3 separate regions of the Mus musculus genome follow, and regions 2 and 3 are each linked to region 1. The links are chromatin loops, found by intact Hi-C in ENCODE. Cell type or tissue: heart. All regions are shown on one strand. Each heading gives the region's core, and the rest is flanking DNA. Links, peaks and the distances in the headings are about the cores only.

Region 1 (3,289 bases), core at 499-2,998:
GAGCTGTGGGACAAGAGTCTCTGGCAATTGACCATCAGCTGCAACACTAAGCACACAAGAGCTGTCCAGCTGGGACTCTGATGAACCCAGAAATAAATGGGAATCATGCATGAAACCATATCCATTCCTAGGCTATCGGTTAGGACAACAAGTCTGACAAATACAACGGTAATAACCTGTTGTTCCCATATGTACTCTTTGTAAACCTATTGATGAACAAGAACAAATAGACATAAAATACACTCACAAATCTCAGGAAAGAAAAGGGTTCCTGCGTGAGACTGCCTCCACGGCTTCAGAATGCAGCTCTGTGACTCTATTTAGTGATTTATTTAATTGGATATTTTCTTTATTTACATTTCAAATGTTATCCCCTTTCCTGGTTTCCCCTCCCAAAAACCCCCTCTCTGCTCTGCCCTCCCCCTGCTCACCAACCCACCCACTCCTGCTTCCTGGTCCTGGCATTTCTCTATGCTGGGGCATGGAGCATTCACAGAACCAAGGGCCTCTCCTCCCATTAACGACCAACTAGGCCATCCTCTGCTACATATGCAGCTGGAGCCATGAGTCCCACCATGTGTTTTCTTTGGTGGGTGGTTTAGTCCCAGGGAGCTCTGGGGATGCTGGTTAGTTCATATTGTTGTTCCTCCTATGGGGCTGCAAACCCCTTCAGCTCCTGTGGTTCTTTCTCTAGCTCTTTCCTTGGGGACCCTATTTAGTGAATTTTAAAATCACTCCTATGAGAGGATTCCTTTAGAGCCTTTAAGTTAAAGTGCTCAAACAGATGGTGGTAGGGTCATAGAAACAAAGTTGCCTGTAACAAAGAGCAGGATGCAAAGAGCAACAGATGAGAGGTATATAGAAAAATGACAGGGATTTTAACTAAAGGCCCAAAGAGTATCCTCATGATGAGATCAAGTTGTGTGTACTATAAAAAAAATAAATTAAACACAACAATTCAAATGCAATATTTGACAATACAGACACAAATGATCCAAAAGTAAATATGAAAAATGGAAAAAGCAAAATAGTAAAATCCCTGTTGGTGGTGGCAGAGCCACATCCCACTGTCTACTTGAATAGACCAGCAGTTCATCTGTACCTGGGACCCCTCTGCACACACACACACACACACACACACAGCAGTCCTTCTGTACCTGGGACCCTTCTGCACACACACACAGAAGTTCTTCTGTACCTGGGACCCCTCTGCACACACACAGAAGTTCTTCTGTACCTGGGACCCCTCTGCACACACACAGCAGTTCATCTGTACCTGGGACCCCTCTGCACACACACACACACACACAGCAGTCTTTCTCTACCTGGGACCCCTCTGCACACACACAGCAGTCCTTCTCTACCTGGGACCCCTCTGCACACACAGCAGTCCTTCTCTACCTGGGACCCCTCTGCACACACACAGCAGTCCTTCTCTACCTGGGACCCCTCTGCACACACACAGCAGTTCTTCTGTACCTGGGACCCCTCTGCACACACACAGCAGTCCTTCTCTACCTGGGACCCCTGTGCACACACACAGCAGTCCTTCTCTACCTGGAATTCCTCTGCGCACACACACAGCAGTTCGTCTGTACCTGGGACCCCTCTGAACCAACACAGCCTTGCTCCAGAACCCACTCACAACTTTCCACTTATATTCCTTACCAAAATTCTGTTTGTTTGTTTGTTTGTTTGTTTTTTCATACCTTTTGTACAAGAGAAAACAACCTTTCGTATTTCTTCGTGGGCAGAATGAAGGATGGTGCTAACTTTTAGCTGTGGCTCACGTGCCTTGGAAAGAAGCTGCAGTATAAAGAGCTCTCACTATACATACAAAGACCATATTCACCCATCACCAGACTTTCATGTTTTGTGCAGAATGCTGTTTCCTCTACTGTCCAGACTCTTTTCATTCTTAAATGATTTTTCTTATAGCATTTCTCTATGATGAATAAGTAAGATTAATCCTTAAAATCTTGTATCAGGGTGAGTGAGGTGGGGGTAGGTGAGTGAGTGAGGAGAAGTGGGGGTGGGGAGGAAGCACCCTCTCAGAGATGAAGGGGAATAGGGGAAAGAACTCTTGGAGGGGGACCAGGAAGGAGGACAACATTTGGAATGTAAAGAAATAAAACAATTTTAAATCAATCTTATGATAGTTCCTTCATCATGTAGTTGGTCTCACGCTACTAATGTCCAAGCACAGGTGATAGAGCAGATACGGCATTCCTTAGGGGGTGCATCTTCTTTGATTCCAACTCCACCCTAGTACTGTATACATAAATAACCTCAGAGCATTGTGTTACTTCAGCACTGCTAGCAGTTACAGCTGTTGGAAGGAAGAGCGGACAAATGGAGAGGCAGATTTGGTCCTCAAGAGTAAAGTCACTCGAACAACTTAAAGCCTTGAACATGGAGTCAGGTTGACTAGGTCTAAATCCTCCTGCTACCACTGTGAGCTCTAGGAGTGTTTTTAATTCACGGGTTTCTGTGCTTGGATACAACAATGTGTAATTTATATAACTAATTCTTTTATACCTATTCATGTGAATCTTTTGAGTACTTCCTTCTGTTCTGAAAATATGCAAGGGTTCATCTTAATTTTTATTGTGTTGCTTTCTGTCACTGAATTATATGAATTTCTTGTCAATTTTGTATATGATCTCTTACCCTATGTGCAATGCACAAATATTTTATCCCATTCTATAAGGGCTACTTTGTCTTCTTTTTGTTTCCTTATACAGCAAATTATTGATTTTATATAGTCTCGATAATTTAACATTTCTTACCTGTGTTTCAGGTATGTATAAAAATAAAGTATTAGTAAGATACATGTCAAGAATCATGTCTCCATGTTTACTCTACAAATGATAGTATTTCAAAATTATTATAATAATTAAGTTGCAGATTGTGAAATGTATTAAAGAGTGCTTTTTGAAAAAAAATTAGAGTCCAGATATCCAGCTTTTGTAACGTTATTGATGATTAAGCCTGTTTATTCTTTGCTAATTGTTTCAGTATCATTGTCATTTCTTGCACACACAGCTTTATTTTCTTAGTTTCTTATTCTCTGACTTTGGTTCATGTCTGTTTTGGTGACAATAGAGTTTTAGGAGTTCTTATGATTCTAAATACAGTTGTTTTACTTAGAGAAAATCTTTGTTTTATATTAAGAGTCCAAAGTCCTCCTGCAAGATATAGGAGACCATAAAGTTTAATGATAACTGAATATTGTATTTAGGAATAGCTTTAACCAAAGGTAACATTACCAGAAGTAATCTAAAGTGTC
Region 2 (3,289 bases), core at 397-2,896, 130 kb after region 1:
AAACAGATGCTTACACGTCTATATTTATTGACATTATACTGAGCCCTGTCCTTTTGTGCAATAAATATGTATTACTAAGAGTTAATAAAATAATAAAACAAGTATCTAAGAAAAGAGCCACTATTTCTGATAACTACTAACATTATCATTTCCTGTACACTAATGTACTAACTCCCAAATTGTAATACAAATCACATGCATGCATGTTATAGCTCCCTGGAGGATCATTCCTGAGGAAGTATGTGGTTTAAGACTGAGAAATACTAATGAAGTCAGTTTCCTGGGCTGGTGAATCAGAGAACAGCTTGTCTGAGGGAAGCTAGGCTCTCAAAACAGAGAGAATTGGGGTTTCACCATGCTTAGAACAAGCTGCATGGGGGTCACACAGTACTGGGAACTAGCTGGCAAAATCAACAGTGTCTAGCTTTCAAAGGAGAAAACTGAAGAACTACAGATCAAAGTGACCAGAGGACCCTGCACTATATAAACTCTACATATCCCTGACAGGCCTTAATGACAAGAAGAGAGTCCAAACCACCAAGAGTAGACACAAGTACAAAGCCAGGTACTGAGTTCGACTTATTTTATCAGTAGGGCAGCCCTTCCCTGGGGACCTTTCCTTTAGCTTGCTAAGGCAGGGCATGAGGATTCCTTAACTCATCTAAGCATTTGTTTAAGAAGAGCCATTTGAATATTTGATCATAGTAAATGTGAATCCAACACCTCCTACGTTAAAGCTAAGTGTGACTTTCAAGATTGGAATTTACAGCTCTCATACACAGTAAGATCACCTAGAAGAAATATATAGAAAATAACCAATAAGTTTCCTATGTTATTTCCATTTTTTTTCCATCCCACACTGGGTTCATTTATTTCAGTGCAAATGTGCGTGGAAAAAAAGCAACAGTGTGAAGTAAATGGAAGGTGTGTGGAATAACTCAGGACACAGCACATCAGAAATAACGGCAGTCTTAGACGTCAGTGTCGAATGGTTCAGGATCAACTTTGGGCTCCACTCCCTGTTTGGAACTGACATAAAAAAATTCATAATTCTGCTTATTGCCCAGAAATGTGTAAGAAAGCAATGTTGAAATGTTTTTCTGATCACTGTTGTTCTTATGATAAATTGGTATTTATAAAGCACTATGTCTTTTTTCTTGTCTGTGACTTAGGTAGGAATAATCAACTGCAATGGTCATGGTGTGTGTGTGTGTGTGTGTGTGTGTGTGTGTGTGTGTGTGTGTGTGTGTGTGTGAACCCTAGTCCCTGCAGATACACATGCAGGTCTCAACCCAGTGCTGATTGATAGGAATTTCTGTTTCTTCACATGGACAACTTCCACTGTTTCACCGGTGCCAAAGATGCCAAACACTGGCTGGCTGGCTGGAGTCTCTTTCAGTGGAGCTCAGAATCACCAGTCACTTTCCATGTTCACTCATTGAGGAACTGGCCTACCCAGAGGGCATGTGTGGATGAACAAGCAATCCACTGATGGAAGCCAATAGCACAACTGAAATGCTTGCTGTTTACCTTTCACACAGCTCCCTTAAAACAAACCCAGCCACTACACGATCAGCTCACCTTTGAAGGCACACTCTGCCTTGCTCTCTGACGTCCTTGCATGACATTCCATTCAGCACTTGGCTTATTTTTAGAAAGACTATCAACATATTTTCAACTGGTCTGTTTCAGCGCTAGAACTTGGAATCTTATATCGTGAAGGGCAGCACAGGAGGAAAGCAGACTTCTTTAAAATGGGGAATTACAAATCCAGACCGACACAGACTTGTTCTGGTAAGCCTTCTGATTTCCACCATGTTCTGCTAACATTTCTCGCTTTCTTACATGCAACACAACTCACTCCTAAGAGTGGATGTGTTTCAAATCACTGAGATGTGTGCCGATCTGAATGCAGAGAATATTAAGTGTTGAGTTTATTTGAACTTACTCCTTTTCCCTGAAACAGTTCTAAAGGAAAACAGAGAACTTCTTGTTAAAAAATATTGGTTTAGTCCTTTCGTATAATATGATAGAAAGTTTGAAGAACTATTGAGTATAGAAATTTTAGAATTATATCTTAAGTATCTAGTATTTAAAAGCAAAAGATACTGTCTAGCAATGAGATTGCTGCAATTAAAATGCAATAAAATCAATAAGATAAGTCAAATATACTCTTTTATGTAAATATATTGTACAATATCAAATGGGTTCTTAATTACTACAATCCCAAAGTGATTGCATTACAAACATAAACATCTGCATTAAACCCACAATCAGTCATTTAAATTAAGTATTGTAGAATTGAGAATAAAAAACAGGGTTTTGATTACTTGTATGCTATGATCTCTGTCTACATTTTGCAAAATGCAATTATGAATCAATCCTATTTGTTTTTCTTTTCCAGATGAATGGAAGAAGAAAGTTAGTGAATCTTATGCTATTATAATAGAAAGGCTGGAAGATGACCTGCAGATCAAAGAAAATGAATTTCAAGAACTAAGACACATCTTTGGGTAAAGTCAGAGTTTTTACTTTTTAAAATACATGTCTCCATATTTTGTTTTTAGGTATGATGTGCGTGCAAGCATAAAGCCTTAGCAATAAATAGGCTAAGTCTTGGGTATAACCAGACTAAACTTTAGAGTGCCAAGTTATCTGTTCATAAGAATTCATGTGGCTCCCAAAATGGAAAGATCACACCTCCCTCACTAAACTATAACCTAAATTCTGTCCTCACAAAAGTTGAGGGAGAAGAGCTTGGAGAATAGGCAATTGGGCACAAGCTGTCACTATTCCAAGTAACCTACTCTGGAATTAATCACTAAATTATTTATTCCGTGCCACTAACAAACAGTATTGCTTATTTGCCAGGTTTGCTGATGCTAGACCTGAGTCTCCTTGAGGAATAAGAGAAGTTTTACCAACCCCCTGTAGATATTGGAGGCCTTCTCCAGGAAGGCTGAGTATAATTCCTTTGCTCAGGGCCTGAATATAATTCCCTTGCTCTGTATACATTGAAGGCTGTCTTACAGTGGGACAGAAAATTATTTTACCCTCATTTTTGTAATATGTGTGATATCCGCTTCTGCTTTATTATACAAAGAACAACAACAATAACAAAACAACAACAAAAACATCCTGGACTGGGACAGCATCACAACCCTGTAAGGCACACAATGTTTAGACAAGAGGGGCAGGAACCCAATTTGTACCAAAAACCTCCTAGAGAATTTGAATCTGATGCTGAGAAACTAGGTATGTTTCAATGCAACAAGCTTTCCAACTGTCT
Region 3 (3,289 bases), core at 397-2,896, 150 kb after region 1:
AGTGTCCAACCTACCAACCAAGAAAGGGGTAGGAATGCTGTCAGATAGCATCTGAGTAACCCACGTACCACCCCCTCCCAGGCATGTCAGCCACCCATCTAATGCTGTGAGCCACGTATCACAACTAGTAATGGTGTAACTCGCAGATCTAATGCTGTGAGCCACCCATCACCCATGCTGCAACTCCCTCACCTAGTGCTGTATTTTACCACCTACTATTTTTGTCAATGTATTTGAAAAGTGCCTTGAGTTATGATTTTTCTTCTTTTCCTATCAAACCTTTATTGAATTGCTACCATGTTGTAGCAAGGAATTTGGGGTAAACTAAATCTTGTTTCCAGCTTGTTTTACTCACATTCAGCTGCGGTGAATTCAATTGGCCAGTAGCTTCTACCAATCTAAAAGCTCATAATATCATCAGATGTAGCTGGCACCTGTGGCAGGTTTCCCCACCTCTCTGTATCCTGCTGCCCCCAACAAGGTGTTTGTAAATGACTTGTGGTGTGGTACTTAGTGCTTAACAGCACACGTTGCTCTTATTGAGGACCCAAATTCATTCTTCAGTTCACCAGTCAGCCTTTGGCCACCTGAAACTATAGGTCCAGGGCGTCTGAGCTCTGTTTCTGTGCTCAAGTGTTCATACCCAAACATGGAAACACAGAACACAAACTTTAAAAAGTAAAACTAAATATCTTATGAAATGATTTGACCTGTGACTTGTTTCATTCTAAGACTGTGAAAGTTCCCATAGGACTTCCACTCTGGAATATGGAATGTAGAGTGACCTGAGCCTTCATCCCCAGCCTGTGCTGGGGATTCAACTTGGCTCATAATAAACTAACTCTCATTCCCTCTGAGTGAGGACAAAGGTATGTGGTCTGAATGCTTTGCTAGTGTGGGCAGCTAAGCCTGTTTCCTTCAGGGGAAGAATATCCCTATGTCTATGGAAACAGACCACAAGGCTTAGAGTTGCTAATTAAAGCCTTTCTTGGGGCCTCTCAAGGCCCCTGGATTTAGAGGCCTGCTCTTTTTAGCAGCACCCTGGAGAATAGAACTTTTTCTATTTCAAAATTCCAATAGCCTTTGAAGATCTTAACTGGAAGCCTTGATGCAAATGGCCAGAGTTTACTGAGCCTTTCAAGTGTAAGTACTTTAAAGGAGAAAGAAATCCCTTGCACCCCACACCAGAGACCAAGCGTCCCTCCAGGGCTGCTGAGATTAGAATAGGCTGGAGGCCCCTTGAAGCTGACCTGGAGGCCAAGGACATGATCCCCTTTCTCCTGAATAATGTCCTGGGAGTGCCAAGGACCTGAAGAGGTCAAAAACTTTAGCTCTAACTTCCTGTTGAAAGGCTGCCTGTGGCTCCCAGGGCCCTCTTGTGGGCAAAGGCTTTGCTAGAACAAAAGCAAGACATTCATTAATGCCACCATTTCTCTGCTCACCAGCAGCCATATCTTTGGTGATCTGAGGCAGCTGACCCAGCCAGAGTGCAAGGAATCCTGGCCTCAGGCAGGAATTGTTACACATTTGGGTTACATTCCTTTCTCCACCCTCTTATCAAATGCAACACAATGCCCCCTTTCCCTGTACCTCCCAACTTCCCTCCTTCCTCCCCTCCCTCCCTCTTTTCTTCCTTTTGTGAATATCATAATTTGTCCGTGAATATAATACAAATGTTTGAATGTGAATTAAAATAATTTGACTTTTAGTTATTTATACTTTCTTTATAAGGGGTTTGAGGAAAAACCTAGATTATATATTTATTTAATTATATTGAAAAACAGTGTATGTTCGAATCTTTACTGTAACTTGAGTCTTTCCACTATTAATATTATCTTCACCAATTTTTTACTTCTCCATATGGAGGATTCAAAAATGCTTCTTCCAGGAGCAAAGATACATAGCAAAATGAAGTTCTGAATTTATAGAACAACAACTGCTTCTCAAACAAAGGCAACACACTAAGAGGTGAATTTCTGATCATCTGCCCCGTGCTTTTTCAGCTCTGACGAAGCCTTCAGTGAAGTCAGTTTAAATTACCGCACAGAGCGTGGCCTGTCCCTACTGCACCTCTGCTGTGCCTGCGGTGGTAAGTGCCTGGACCCTGTTCAAGCCAGAGTTGTGCCTATGAGGTAGGGACATGAGACGTTGGTGGCCAGAAGGAAGACCCTATCAGACTCAACTTCTCTTAGGTTTGCTCCTAAGAGCCTGCTCACAGGACCCCGGTCAATCCTTGCTCTGTATCTCTGAATTTCTATTTATTTTATTTTCTTTCTTTTTTTTTTCCTTGGTTTTTCAAGACAGGGTTTCTCTGTGTAGCCCTGGCTGTCCTGGAACTCACTCTGTAGACCAGGCTGGCCTCAAACTCAGAAATCCACCTGCCTCTGCCTCCCGAGTGCTGGGACTAAAGGTGTGCACCACTATGCCCGGCTCTATTTTCTTTTCTAAACCAAGTAACTCAGTTAGCTTGGATATCAACAAGTGCTTTTTAATACAGTGAGTTGGGAATTGAGTTTAATGGAAGAATCTTGAGAGCACTCCCTGATGTGATCAGACAGTCGATTACCTCTAAGAAACAAGTGTATATAATGAGAAAAAAATGTTAAACATAGAATCTGACAAGGAAGATTGCTCAAAGTGAACAAGAATTTCATTCTGCTTGTACTTCATTTGATTTCAAAGGGATCCCAACTTATGACAGCTCCCAGCATACAGAAGCAGCCCAATAAAGTTAATGAATTGTCAAATGGGAAGTTGGTATTTATTCACTGATCAAGCTGAGCAAAGCTTTGTGGATGTCACCAATGGGCTAACGCTGCCTCAACTTTCCAGACCCCTCGGAACAGACTCAGCTCCATAGCCCCTTCTTCCTAATGGGAGCTGGCTGCCCAGCCTCCTCCAGAGCCACCTCGTCGGAGTGGGTTTTACTGCTGCTGATCCTCTGTAGGTTCCCATGTGGGCTTGAGTAGTGGGCAGACATTTTCACAAGTCTGAATGGCATTTATCCTTAAGTCAGAGGAAGATAATGAAATACTTTAGATAACCCCTACAACAACCAATCAGTCTTCATATTGCTTTCTAGGCAACAAGTCGCATATCCGTGCCCTTATGTTAAAAGGGCTCCGTCCATCCAGACTGACAAGAAATGGGTTTCCAGCTCTGCACTTGGCTGTTTACAAGGTCTGATCTTTTCATTCCTATACATACTTTGTTAGGGTCAAGGACAACATTCGTCCTGAATTTTACTCCACCCCTACCCCACAGATCTGGTATTTAAAAAGATGGGTAC

Evidence for each region. Peaks named below come from ENCODE experiments on the same cell type or tissue, not always from the same donor. Only the 100,000 strongest peaks of a DNase experiment are listed, where the experiment ranks them.
Region 2: a loop joins it to region 1, with 2.0 times the contacts of the local background. A loop is called at or near these places in 2 of 42 quality-filtered maps.
Region 3: a loop joins it to region 1, with 2.1 times the contacts of the local background. A loop is called at or near these places in 2 of 42 quality-filtered maps.

The regions. Positions count from the first base shown.
Region 1 is chr3:155,183,396-155,186,684 of GRCm38, reverse strand. All of the region lies in intron 6 of Lrriq3 (leucine-rich repeats and IQ motif containing 3), which reads right to left. Among named protein-coding and RNA genes, the nearest start is that of Lrriq3, 92 kb to the right of the region's middle. In heart, for the core only: no CTCF peak of the experiment used is centred there; no DNase peak of the experiment used is centred there.
Region 2 is chr3:155,053,772-155,057,060 of GRCm38, reverse strand. Tnni3k (TNNI3 interacting kinase) reads left to right here and starts at 1,654. Exons shown (of 25, transcript NM_177066.5): 1 at 1,654-1,794; 2 at 2,405-2,513. The coding sequence starts at 1,755. In heart, for the core only: no CTCF peak of the experiment used is centred there; a DNase peak (open chromatin) is centred at 1,520; H3K4me3 peaks cover 1,569 bases; H3K27ac peaks cover 2,029 bases.
Region 3 is chr3:155,037,279-155,040,567 of GRCm38, reverse strand. It overlaps Tnni3k (TNNI3 interacting kinase), which reads left to right. Exons shown (of 25, transcript NM_177066.5): 3 at 2,004-2,089; 4 at 3,083-3,180. Among named protein-coding and RNA genes, the nearest start is that of Tnni3k, 16 kb to the left of the region's middle. In heart, for the core only: a CTCF peak has its summit at 1,369 (motif pointing left); no DNase peak of the experiment used is centred there; H3K27ac peaks cover 643 bases.